Linked DNA regions of Homo sapiens: all the other regions are linked to region 3. Evidence: chromatin contacts called from ENCODE Hi-C or POLR2A ChIA-PET data. All regions are on one chromosome and are shown on one strand. Each heading gives the region's core, a stretch centred on a gene start or an enhancer-like site at or near the end of the contact. The rest is flanking DNA. Distances are from core to core; before and after follow the strand shown.

The links. Hi-C counts contacts between places; a loop is a spot of excess contacts on that map. ChIA-PET counts read pairs that join two places held with the same protein, here RNA polymerase II (POLR2A). Pooled maps may share reads with other maps.
Region 1: a pooled map shows a loop between it and region 3 (3-fold over the local background). The contact joins two enhancer-like sites. A Hi-C loop is called at or near these places in 2 of 168 maps with a recorded cell type or tissue (ascending aorta and chondrocyte) and 4 of 50 pooled maps.
Region 2: a loop to region 3 is called in a map of chondrocyte, with 2.1 times the contacts of the local background. The contact joins two enhancer-like sites. A Hi-C loop is called at or near these places in 1 of 168 maps with a recorded cell type or tissue (chondrocyte) and 2 of 50 pooled maps. POLR2A ChIA-PET finds 5 or more read pairs at or near these places in 1 of 52 experiments (HEK293).
Region 4: a map of Caco-2 shows a loop between it and region 3 (5-fold over the local background). The contact joins two enhancer-like sites. A Hi-C loop is called at or near these places in 2 of 168 maps with a recorded cell type or tissue (Caco-2 and Calu3) and 2 of 50 pooled maps.

The regions. Positions count from the first base shown.
Region 1 is chr6:22,061,203-22,064,414 of GRCh38, reverse strand. All of the region lies in intron 8 of CASC15 (cancer susceptibility 15), which reads right to left. Among named protein-coding and RNA genes, the nearest start is that of NBAT1, 84 kb to the left of the region's middle. Within about 2 kb of position 1,279, at least 3 of the 41 ENCODE cell types and tissues checked have a DNase peak (open chromatin) inside an H3K27ac peak, as active enhancers do.
Region 2 is chr6:21,985,794-21,988,993 of GRCh38, reverse strand. All of the region lies in intron 6 of CASC15 (cancer susceptibility 15), which reads right to left. Among named protein-coding and RNA genes, the nearest start is that of NBAT1, 160 kb to the left of the region's middle. Within about 2 kb of position 1,398, at least 24 of the 41 ENCODE cell types and tissues checked have a DNase peak (open chromatin) inside an H3K27ac peak, as active enhancers do.
Region 3 is chr6:22,827,103-22,830,562 of GRCh38, reverse strand. No RefSeq gene overlaps it. Among named protein-coding and RNA genes, the nearest start is that of LINC03005, 110 kb to the right of the region's middle. Within about 2 kb of position 2,067, at least 15 of the 41 ENCODE cell types and tissues checked have a DNase peak (open chromatin) inside an H3K27ac peak, as active enhancers do.
Region 4 is chr6:22,249,822-22,253,277 of GRCh38, reverse strand. No RefSeq gene overlaps it. Among named protein-coding and RNA genes, the nearest start is that of PRL, 45 kb to the left of the region's middle. Within about 2 kb of position 1,742, at least 2 of the 41 ENCODE cell types and tissues checked have a DNase peak (open chromatin) inside an H3K27ac peak, as active enhancers do.

The sequences.
Region 1 (3,212 bases), core at 30-2,529, 770 kb after region 3:
GCAGATATTTTTAAATGTCTAGATATTGACATTCTCTCTTTATCTCATGGCCCACTTGAGTTTTGCTTTAAATTGGTGCCTGTGTTGATGCATGCACACACATATTTACATATACATATATGTGTGTACACAAACGTCTACTCTACATATGCAAACTCCACCTCCTGGGTTCAAGCGATTCTCCTGCCTTAGCCTCCCGAGTAGCTGGGATTACAGGCGTGTGCCACCACACCCAGCTAATTTTTGTATTTTTAGTAGGGACAGAGTTTCCCCACATTGGCCAGGCTGGTCTCAAACTCCTGACCTCAGGTGATCCGCCTGCCTCAGCCTCCTAAAGTGCTGGGATTACAGGCGTGAGCCACCACGCCCAGCCTTGTGTGGTTTTTTAAAACCACTCCATACATACACATTTGATAGATATTGATAGATATGTATACACACATATGCATACATACAGAGATTCAAGACCTTACATTTTCCCCCTTAGGCTTAGCAAATCAATTAATACTAATGTTTTCTTGTTTACTATTTTATTTCATTTATTTATTTATTTCTGAGACAGGGTCTCGCTCTGTTGCCCAGGCTGGAGTGCAGTGGCGCAACCATGGCTCACTGCAGTTTCGACCTCCCAGGCTTAAGGGATCCTTCCACCTCTGCCTCCAAGTAGCTGGGAGAACAAGGGGACACCACCACACAAGGCAAATTAAAAAATAAAAAATTCTTTTAGAGATGGTGTCTTTTAGAGATGTTGCCCAGGCTGATCTTGAACTCCTGGGCTCAAACAATCTTCCTGCTTCGGCCTCTCAAAGAGCTGGTATTATAGACCTGAGCCACCACACCCGGCCTCTTGTTTACTGTTTTAAAGGAGTAATCCCAGGGGTGTTCTCACTGCAAAACACCACTGAAAGAAAATAAAACACTATTTCTCCTGGATTCTTCTCCTCACCATTAAACAAGTGAGTAAACAGCAAAGAAGCCTACTTCAGAACTACCTGACCTGCTCACCCCACTGAGCTGCCAAGAGCTGCACCCACTGTGTCCCACAAGCATGACAGGCTCGGCTCTGCAGGGAATGGGCACAGCCCCACACAGTCATCGCAACCGACATCTGTGGGCAAGACGCCGAGGTACACCTCAATCACGTGTGCCTGTCACAGAACGCTCGCTCACGCACCTGCTTCAACCGTGTGAGCTCAGCCTGTGGGTTTTCCTTGATTGATGTTGGTGTAACTGCTTCACGCTCTCCGTGGGTGAAGGGAAGTGGGCTCTGCTCAGAGCAGTTTGTGGTGCTTCACACTTCCACTTGACATTACACAAGGAATAGCAAGTTACAGAGGGAGGCACACGCCTGCAGGCTCTCCACACCCTCACTGACGGATGGAGAAGGCATCGAACCTTAAAATAAAACAACAATGAAATAGGGGCTTTGAAAACCAGGAAACAAGCAGGCGAAGGAAGCATCTGTCTCTTTCACTCTGAGCCAACCCCAGATGAGTCACACGCGTGTGCGCGCACACACACACACACCATGCCCACCAGAGGACCACTGATTTCACCACCTCTAGGCCTTCGTAGAGGCTTTTAATGTTTCTTGACTAAGCAAATTTGTTCTTTGCCCAAACTACCACAATATTCATGAAATCATTCAGACCTAGAAAAAAAGAGAAAAAATGACTATTTGAGCAAATTTCACAACTTTCAACAAGGTTCAATCTACCCTAAGAAAAGGTTTCAATAAATTGTGCCCATGTGTATAACTTTTCAACTTTTTAACATTCATTTCTTATTTTCAAAGTAAATATTCAAGTCAGCTAAGTTACAACACCTGATTTTGGATCTTTGGAACCCCACAACTGCCATGCAAGTTCCCAGGCGAATGATCTGAAAAAACTCCACGGTCTTCAATTGCTCCCACACTTGGCTCTCCTTTTTGTTGCCTCTACTCCTCTGCTATGAGATTCGAGGCAATAACTACAATTTTAGAAAAAGTAAGAAAGCCTGATTATAAGAAAAATCAAAGAAAATATCTGCATATGTTAGAAAAGCATATGCAAAAGGAAAAAAATCCAGTTGGATGCCAAAACTTGTGTGGTTTTTAAAATTTTTATTTATTTATTCATTTTTGAGACAGAGCCTCACTCTGTTGCCCAGGCTGGAGGGCAGTGGCACCATCTCAGCTCACTGCAAAGTCCACCTCCTGGGTTCAAGCGATTCTCCCGCCTTAACCTCCCGAGTAGCTGGGATCACAGGTGTGTGCCACCACACCCAGCTAATTTTTGTATTTTTAGTAGGGACAGGGTTTCCCCACATTGGCCAGGCTGGTCTCAAACTCCTGACCTCAGGTGATCTGCCTGCCTCAGCCTCCTAAAGTGCTGGGATTACAGGCGTGAGCCACCGCGCCCAGCCTTGTGTGGTTTTTTAAAACCACTCCATACATCCCATTGGTGGACCCAGAGAAGTTCTAGCAAAAACCTAATTGTTGCTTTCATTTGAACTATGTGAAACTGTCTTTTTTTAACCCTTGAAATACTGACAATTTCAAGGGATTCACCTAAATATTTTCTCAGACTTACACATGCCACAATACTTTTGGTGATTAGGACAAAAGGTTTACAAAGGACAGAGAATCTTCATTCTCTGCATCTTCTCCTTTTCATCCACATTCTTTCCTCTTTTATTATTCACCTCCTTCACTCAAGTGGGCAGGAGCAGATGGAGGAAGGAATGGGAAGGGACCCTGAGCAATCACCTAGAACTGGACCTGGATTTCAGCCCAATTTTAGGTTCCAGAGGTAGTCCTATTCCTCCACTCATAAAAATGTCAAACAAACAAACAAACAAACAAACAAAAACCTAGGGCTCTGAAAACAGTATTTTATCTTCTCACATCTTCCCTTCCAGAGTCTTCTACTCTCATGTTGAGGTTCACTCACTCGGGGTGGGCTTAAGATCACATTTGAAACGTAACTGGTTACCTACAAACCTGGTTGGATTTTTGGACTCCGTAACTGAACTAATCACAAGTCACTTTTTACCTTTAACATCTATTTTCTCCCACTGGTCCCTGAGCTGCCTTAACATTTTCTAGCCACCTTGCCTTCTTCTAGAAAGCATTTTATTGAAAGACACAAGTTTCCCAGTAACTGTCAGAAGTAGAAGAAGAAACTACTACACTGGTATCCTTCACCATTTTGAGACAAGAGTATGCATTT
Region 2 (3,200 bases), core at 149-2,648, 840 kb after region 3:
ACATCAAAATTAAAGACTTCTGTTCAATAAAAAGTATAAGAGACAAAAGTTAACAGAAACGTGACAGGCTAGGAGAATACATGTAATGTCTAAAGCCAGCCAGGGACTATCTGGACTATACAACGAATGCCTATAAATCAATAGGAAAAGTAAAAAATTTCCAGTAGATAAATGTGCAATGAATTTGAAGGGGAATTTACAGATGAGAAAAATCCAAGAAAATCAAGCACATGAAGACATAATCAAATCCAACAATAATCAGATAAAAACAAAACAAAACAAAAAATATATCATTTTACACTCACTAGACAGAAATAGGGAAAATTAGAAAGCTTAATAATGCTAAGTACTGGTGGGAATGTGGGAATAAGCATTCATACTGCTGGTGGGTGCTTTGACTGGTGAATCATTCCGGAGGTAATCAGTATACTTTTTGAAATTATACTGTATACAGTATCTGAGCTGGGTACCTATGCCCTCTGGCTCAGCAAGTCTACTATTAGGCTAGAACCCAAATAAATTCCCCTTGGTACTTTCCAGTAAGGGATGTATCTGAGGCTTTTCACAGTAGTTGTGTTCATGGTGAGGTGAGATGGAGACAATATAGGGGTCCATCCCTGGGAGAGAACAGAAGTAAAATGTATTCTAGACGCACTTCAACAACTATGGGCATTTGGATGCAATGGATTAGATGTACACATAGCAATATCCATGGACCTTAAAATAGAATACTGAGTGGAGAAAATACAAAGAAACAAAATAAGATATATAACTCATATTCACATAAATTAAAATGCAGTTACAATAAATTCCAAATATGAAACTATGTGAAATTTATAAGAACACATCCACTGGCAAGGGCATGCATTTTGAATGACTGAGTTTTCAAATGACTAGGAATGAGGATGAAGGAGAATGTACGCCTGCCAGCGTGTACCCATACGCAAATCAATAGAGACCTATGAGATTGTGTGTGTCTATGTGTACGGATCTATGTATCAAACAAGAGTTTTACAAAATACACATATTCTTATTCCATATAATGCACTCTGTTTACATTTCCTGTTTCCTTTTTTATTTTTTAAGGCTGATCTCTGTCCACACAATTGATTGCATAACCTAGCAATGCGTTACAACTTTACTTTTTAAAACACTGATGTAGACAATAATAAAGGCATTACAGTGAGTTCCTTGAAGAAGAAGAAGAATAGTGCCATAAAACTAAGAATTGTAAGCAAGAGCCCGAGCACAGGCAGCCGACTTGAGAAAAAGCTCTCTCTTGTGCTCCTTCTCCCAAAGATTCACATTCTCAGGGAATTACCGGGAGTCTGGGTCGGCTCCTCATCACGTGATTCTGACCTCAACAGCACTTCCGGACGGTGAACTTTTCACCCTTACTTAGCCCTGGCCTGTCAGACTGAGGCCGCAACTAAAGCAGGAAATGATATGCTACTTGCTTTAGCAGAAGGGATATTTTAAAACATAAAGGAACATTTCTAAGCGTTCCTTAAACACATTCAAACGGGATGTAAATATATAAAAATATGATCCTTCTCTTTTGAAATGGAAAGTTGGAAGATACAAAAAAGGCAGAAATGCTAAGGACCAAAATAATAAAATAGAAAAAACTTGAAAACAGGAGTAGGTCGCCCAGATTTCAAGGGAGCAGGAAACTAAATATGTGTAGGAGGAGATGCTGTATAAGATAGAAAAGTCAATGGGCTGTTTCCAATTTTCAGTTCAGTAAATAAAAATTAAAAGCAAACAAAACTTTCTATTTCAAATGAACCAAATATCGTCTTGTGAGGGCAGCTTTAGGTCCTCTTCCTACCAGAAGCTCTTACCAGAAAACATTTCTTGGCCAATACAGAACATAGCAAATTTTAAGTATTTAAACAGGACTACACACTTCTGAGCTAAATAGGGGTAGATGTTCCTGGGCTAACTGAGGTGCAGCAAAAAGTGGGGTGCAGAACTCTGTTTCTACCTTTGCGGCTGTGCTCAAGTGGAGAGATGAGAAGGAGTGACCAGTTTTAGACGCAGAGCACCAGGTCTGCAAACGGAGGGAGGCAGCAGCCCTGGACACGATGTTCCCTGAAGGGCAGCGTTTGTACAGGGATACTCAAGAGCCAGCCGTATCAGCCTGAGTTTGAAGCAGGCATCTACCTAGGGCTATCATCAACTGCTTGTAAAACAGAACTAAGTTGGAAGAGGTTATATAAAAGAAAACAAACAAAAAACTAAAAAGAACTACATTTCCTAGAATTCATATAACAAAAGGCAGAAGAAATATAATCTATACACAGAGAGGAGTGGCTTTTGGTCTATAGGCCAGAAAAAAAGGTGCAGATAAAGTGGGTGACCAGGGAGCAAAACAAGCAGGGGGCTACAGGAACCATGAAGTTGTTTTAGCATATTTACCAGTTAGTGGTCCTGAAATGATAGGTGTCCACAAAGTACACATGCTATGTTAAAGATAATGGCCAGCTCTTTTCAATTTTTGATGAAAACATAGCAAGAGAACAGTTATTCCAAAAGCCATCATTTATTGAAAAGGCTCTTGACAATACACAATTGCTAATCCTTATGCCAACTCTGCAAGGTAAGTGATAGCACCTTTTACAAATGAAGAAACAGACCATCATCGACGCTAAGAAAGCTCCCCTGTGTTGCATAGCAATAAGAGGCAGAGCCAAGATTTGAGCCTAAGGGTTTCTGATTTCAAAATATCTTTCTGTTCAGCATACTGACACTCAAAAAGTATATGTAGGTGAAAATTGATTAAGCAAGACATCAAAAAGAATTTCCTCCACTTAAAAACGCTAAAATGGGTTAAGCATTGAAGGGGTAAATTACCAATGTCAATTTCCTGGTTTTAATAATGGTACTGTGGATATTAAAGATAGTAGTATCATGGGGAAGCTGGGTGAAGGGTACATGAAAACTCTGTAAGTTTTGCACCTCCTTGCAGCCTAAGATTCCTTTAAACTTAAAAGTATCTTTTGTAAGTAAGGGAACAGACATTTTGGAAAGTTATACAGCATCTTTCTCCTTTGGATACATATATTTAAAAAAAAAAAAAAAAAGCTAATTCTTGGCCAGGCGCGGTGGCTCACGCCTGTAATCCCAGCACTTTGGGAGGTCGAGGCAGGCGGATCACGAGGTCAGGAGATTGAGACCATCCTGGCTAACACGGTGAG
Region 3 (3,460 bases), core at 818-3,317:
GCTGAAACATCAGTCTTCTCCTGCTGTTGGATTAGGACTGTCTCTCGGTTTTCAGGCATTCAGGTCTTCAGCCTTGGACTAAAACTATGCCATTGACTCTCCTAGATCTATAACTTGCAGATGCCAGATCATGGTACGTCTCAGACTACATAATCAAGAAAACTAATTCTAATCTTTCTCTTTCTCTCTCTCTCTCTCTCTCTCTCTCTCTCTCTCTGTCACACACACACACACACACACACACACACACACACACACACACATATATATCTCCTATTGGCTGTTTCTCTGGAGAACCCTAACAAATACAGACATTTTAATACCAAGAGTGATTCTAGAGGAAGAGAATTTCAGGAATCATTTTCGGAATTGGTTCTAGCGTTTCCAGAATTGGCTGTCTAATATGTTTACATTTAAAGATGCTCATGTCTCTATTTTCAGTAGTAAGGAGAGAATTGATAGTCCATAGCATGAATTGGTAACAGAGATACACAAAATATCTGCTTTGGATCTTCTTAATCACTCACTTAAAAGAATCAAGGAACTCAGTAACTTTATGTATGATGCTACTGAACATTTTTTGAAAACTAGTGAATATAATGAGATGGTCTGGTTGTTCCTAATGTCACTGGACAAAGAAGTGGTGAAAGAAAAGGATGAGCTCATGGATTTGAATTTCCTTAAAACTTATTTAAGTTTTCCAATGGTATTTCATACAAACAGTTTTTATTTTAAAATGTGCTAAAATTGAGAAAATCTGCATATCATGAAGTCTAACACTCATGTGAAGGTTGAAGAAAATTTATACTTTATCAGGGAGTCAATACGCCACCCAACAGCCTTTTTCTACCCACAATGCAAGATTAATGTTCCTAGGAGTTATAGAGAAAACTAAACCCATGGAGGGGTAGCTTTGTTATTGGTGCTATTACGTTGGACCACAATAAAACTGTGTTGGATTTGAGTCTTGACTGATAAATTTAATCACAGATTTATCTCTGTGTTTTACTTTCAACAAATATTTGTGGACACCCTTTTCCAAGGTAAAAACCAGAAACAAATAAAAACAACAACAACAACAAAAAACTTTACCGGACATTATAAGGGTTAAAAGGAGTATATGACATAATTCCTGTAGAGATGACATATATCTAAGTTATTGCTTGAGATACAAATATGGCAATGAAAGGAGGCTATAGGAAGTTTCATATACTTAGTACATGCTAATCTCAGGCATTTCAGAGTTTGATGATGTAGGATTTGGCTTTGAATCAAGGGTAATATTTGTATAGGTAAGTAGGTAGGTGGGTAGGTATTAGAACATGGTGAGTGCTTCAAGTAGGCAGTCATGAGTAAAGCATGGAGGAAAAACTGAAAAGTCAGCTAACAATAGTGTTTGAGTTTAGCTAGAATACAGATTTCATTTAGGAACTTAATAAAGATAAAGAGGAAATTATAGTTTGGGGCCAATTGAGTAAAAGACTTTTAATTCTAACTTAAAGTTTTCCAAATTAATTCTTTTAACAATGGAAGAACATTTCGTAGTTTTCAAATAGAAAAACGTCGTTGTGGTATTCTATGAAGGTCTGGGAAGAGAAAGAAAAAAGTGATTAGTCTTTACTGAGTGTTACTGACTCAGGTGATCTTTTGGTAATAGATTAGAAATGTTAGTTCCTAGTGCAGTTACTCGTCATTAATAAGAGTTTAAGGTAACTATCGCAAACAGAAACCTTCCCTCAAGATTGACATAGCCTGTGTTATTCTTACTGACTTATCTCATGGGGCTGAGTTGATAGATCTCGAAATGCTTTTTAAAAAGCAGACTGGGTGGCCAGGGCCAATTCCCAACTGATCCAGATAGAACTTGGCATAAAATCCTCTAGGGAATGTCTGGGTCCCACCAGCTCTGCCACCTGACCACTAGTGGGCAGACACAGCCCTCGGTTCTCAGGAAAATTTTATATCACAGAGGGGAATCAGGGTCAGCGATTTCAGGGGCAGTCCCTTTCACTGCTTAATCCAACCTGGCTGACTTAATGATATAAATATAGATTTACTGCCTCTGCCCCCTGAGCACGGAGCCACCACCTTCACTCTAAAGGTAACTCCACCTGGTAATTAACTGTGAAATATTGAGTGGCCAGTGTCTGACCTGAGCGTTTGTGCCAAGCAAAAGTTTCACTTGTTTTGTTTTTTTTTTTCTCTCTTTCACTGCCAGTTTGTGTGTACGTGTATTTTTAAGTATTAACTCTCATGGAAGCACATGCCTATTTAAAATTCCCAGACGATGAGTCAGACCCGTTCAGTGAGGTTCCTGGAGAGTCACATGATGTGATTTGATGAAACTTCACCTTATGAAGGGTTGGAGGAAAAAATAAAAAAAAACACTTTCAGACTTATATACATATACACATATACATACACATACATATATATTATTGTGGATATATACTTGTATATAATGTCATATAATTTTGCATACATACACACACCCACACAGTAGAGAAACAGACAGACACACATATACATGCAGTTAAAAAAAATCCCTTTGCTTTGTTTCTCTGTTTCCCTCAATAGATATTTAAAAATCTGGTGAGCCAACAGCTCATGCCTCTTTGAAACAAGAAGACAGCAGAAGCCCTGTAGCTACATGTGCTGCATATGAGTTTTAGTTATGTAGCTACCCTCTGAAATCACAATAGTGAAACTGGAAATTTGGATTCCAAAGTGATAAAGAGCATTGCTGAGACTTAGGATATCTGAGTCGTTTCACTTGCTGCTCTGATATGCTATAGGCTTATTTAGGCCTTTAAAAAATTCTGTATTATAATTTATACTTTTCTTCAAATCAGTTTGATGTTTCATGGTATAACTAACATATCTTTCTACGTTGAACAGTAAAGTAGGCTAACTCCTGTGAATAAATCCAAATTATAGTAATTTCTGAAGCTCTTCAATTAATTTTTCTGTATGTCTTCTCTAAGTGTAAACTCACTCTAGGAGTGATATTTGCAGTGTGAAAGCCTCATTTGCTAATGAACCCTAGCTATAAGCAGGATTGAGTCACTTCTTATGAAAAATATATGAGTTATAGAATAGTAAGTGTTCTAGAATGAGCCTGCCTCAAGAGAAGTATGGATGGAGAGCAAGAAAGCTAATAGTTGCTTATAAAGGGAAAGTTCCCTTCAAAAGATTGAGGACAGACACAGGATTTTGGGAGTGTCTTGTTGTTTTAAAACATCATAGAGGAAGTAATTGCTGCATCGATTCATTCACTTAATAAACATTTATTGAGAGCCCACTGTGTGCCAGAAACTGCTAGATGCTGGAGATTCAAGAACCCACAAGTCCTTCTAGTTTGATGGATGGGAGTTTCATAAGCAAATAGTTATAATTCGGGAATGTGGAAAGTACTGTGAAAACACAGGTGCAGCAATGACTAACTTTGCCTAACAGAATT
Region 4 (3,456 bases), core at 493-2,992, 580 kb after region 3:
TATGGCTGACCTGCACCACACAAGAGAATAAACCAGCAGTTCTCAACTAGGAATGACTTTGTCCCCCCCATGGGACATTTGGCACTTTCTGGAGACATTTTTGGTTGTCACAACTTCGGGGAGGTACAGCTAGTGGGTAGAGGCCAGGGATCCTGCTAAACATCTTATAATGCATAGGACAGCCCCCTACAACAAAAAAACTACTCAGCCCAAAATGTCAATACCATCCAAAATAGCAGTAGTGCCGAAGTTAAAAAATCCTGAAGTCAACAAATCTAAGGATCTTCCTCCAGTTACTATAATTACTAACAATGAAGAATAAAGCATATGGTCTTTTATGCACTCCTGGATTCAGATGTCCAAAAAGAAATGAAAAGAAATTCGGGGAGCCAGAAACAACACTAAAAATATGTGTCCATACCTAACATAATGAACCACAACAGAAACCTTACAGCCCACAATGGGTCACCCTAACCAGATGCATCTCTCAGGGATGGGGCTGTAGTTCTGGCATGTGGATTGATGGTTTGGAGGTACAGTGGGAGGGCAGGGGTATTTTAACAGGAAGACTTGAACAGGAGGTCCACAGAGCCATCTGCCCCAGGTAGACACAGGTAGCTGCCTGGAGATAACAGGAACATGGTGCCTTCTGACCAAGGCGTGGGGTCTATGTTCCCACTTCCTGGAAAGATAAAGTCCAAACCCACACTCCATGAAGATGGTTCTACACACCTCTCCAGGGCACAAGCACGTTGTTTCAAATCGCCCTTTTCTAAACGATATTCTCCTTTACTGACATTTAACAAATTATTATCTGGCAAACTAAATTTTGATTGATAGGATGAAATCGATCAACATGTTTACTGATAGATTTTTTTTCGAATTTCCAGGTTCATCAAGGAGCTAATTTTTACAGGTCACCTTGAAGATTTCACAAAGATATTTTTATTAGCAAAACTGTAATCAACACCAGCTGTATTCAGAATTTAATTGACCCACTTGGGCAATCATTTATGTAACAAAATAATGGATCTTGGGGCAAGGGAAAGATAAAAGACAGAGGTTGGAGTTTAAATAGAAAACAAATCAAAATTAGAGAGTTTATCATTTTGAAGTGGTGCGGCCAAGATTTCTTGGAAAGAAAAATTAGCTAGTCCTCTAAATACAACACTAATATTAGTAGACACCTGAGTATCATTTCACTGTGGGGGAGATTTATATGACATCGTGGGACTTTCAGGGCATCCCAATATGGCAATCTAAAACTGAATAACAAGTTTCCTGTCTCAGTTTTCCCATCAGAAATATAAGGTATATTTCCCTGTACTTGATATTTGGTGGGATCAGAAGAATAAACGTGAACTATTCCATGTGTATGATGGCAGACACTCTCAACAATCAACCTATTGGAGGACACTATCCTTTTTGTTTTTTACTTAAGATCAAACAATTTTTATACAACCTGTAACGAAAAGGAGAATGTAGTGAAATTTAAAAATCAGGAGACTCATGAGTCTTATTTGTGTGTGTGATTTTAAACCGAATTTTGAAGATTATATCTATATAGATGAACTTCAATAAGGTTCAGAGCCTATAAAAATGTTATCTCCTTCAGATGGCTTTGACCTTTCTCCAATTTCCAAGTCAGTTAATCAGCACATATTCAGTACATATTATGTTGCATAATAGGACCAGGTCTGTAACAAAATGTTATGATAGAAAAAGGCCTAAATTCCTTTTAAATGACAGAATGAAGTTTCGAGGAGTGAATCATTCATAATTTTTTTTTTTAATCTGCTGAGAGAAAGGGATTGAGTGAAAAAAAACCTCAGGGTAGCTGTGTCTTCTTCATTTTGCCTTGTATTGTGTGATGGGAAGGTAGAAGTAGACTTACTTTAAAATATTTTATGAGCTTACCCTCATTGGTTAATAACAGCTGTGGGCAGCCTCTGAAATTTATCCAAACCTCGCAACCCAGGAAACAAAGCAGAAATCTCCATGCTATTAATAATAAATGTGCCATTTTTTGCCACTGTTTTATTCTGTAATAATTGGCCAACTTCAAGTCCAACCTCAGAGTTTTTGGATTGCCAATGTAGGCAGAAACACTTCTCCATGGAAAGAAATTTTCTCAATCCCCTATTACATCTCTCTTTAGCCCTCTCTACCAATCCACACCTAGCTTTCTCATAATTAAATGAGAGAATGAAATCAGGCTATCTACTAATTCTTAATGAATTCCTTAAGTAGTCTTTGCAGGAGAATGTAAGTCTTTTAAAAGAAACAATTATGGGGAGAGAGTCCGCCTCACCCAATTTACAAGCTGGGAGCAAAAGCAGGTTTAGAGCTGTGTGTCAACACCAACCATTGTTCCTACTGGGGGACAATTTTCATGATATTTTTCAAGAATGTAAAATAAGGTTAGTTGGAACATGCAATTCTAATCCCTTCCAGCACTTATCACTCTTCAAACATTCAATAGCCACCCTTAATACCATTACCTCTGGGACAACATTTGAGTAGGCCCCTGCAATCTAACAACAAGAGACCCCAGAGAAAGACTGTGGTTTAAAAGCCTGGTTAAAGATTAGCACAAACAGTAATAAGAAGGTTCTTAGGAAAGAATCAGGACAGCTGCAGCTGAATCCTTGCTACCTGCTGAGGGTTGCTAAGCAACTTGGGCCTACCACTGCCCCAAGGGTGTTTTACTTTACAATTAGGATTTTTGAAGGGGATGAGGGGGAAGAGGGAGGGGTGATTCCTAGTGAAACCGATGTAGATCCATATATACAGATACGTGGTGTTGTGGGTTTTTTTAATAGGGAAACTGTGTCACTCCGTCCTTTCAAAGGTAGAACACTCCCTATAAAGCAGATATTTTTTTTTTGATGTAACTGACAAAAATCTAACAATAACATGGAGTTCTAAAAGTGACATTTTGACTCTAAGGGAGGAATTATTTGCAATTTGTTTTGAACAGAAGCTTAGTTCGTGTCAGTGGTGAACCTCCAGACAATCATTAGTTTAAACTGCCTGCTATGTGTTTAAAAATTTCAGTCAATTTAGAGCTGATCTGAATTGCAAATGTGATGGTAATAAGCCATTAGGGAACTGCATATCTCTTTTTTGCACTTACAACCCTCTGCTTTAAGGAGCTCCAACTACACTGAAATATGAAAATATCATTTTAATCATGCGCATTGTCGACAAACATAGAAATGCTGGAGACTCAGAAGCGGGAAAGTGGCATTCGGAGGCTAAACACGGGAAGCTGTGACAAGAATGAAGAAACACATATAACATTTACTTTAAATTATATACAGTAGTAAGATTTTCCAAAAACAAATATTCAGTTTTGTTTGTAATGCAACTCGAATCTCCAAGCCCAACATCTGGATAAAATTTATTTTCTTTGGATTTTGGAATTAGACTTAGCCCAAACCCTTTACGAGGCCA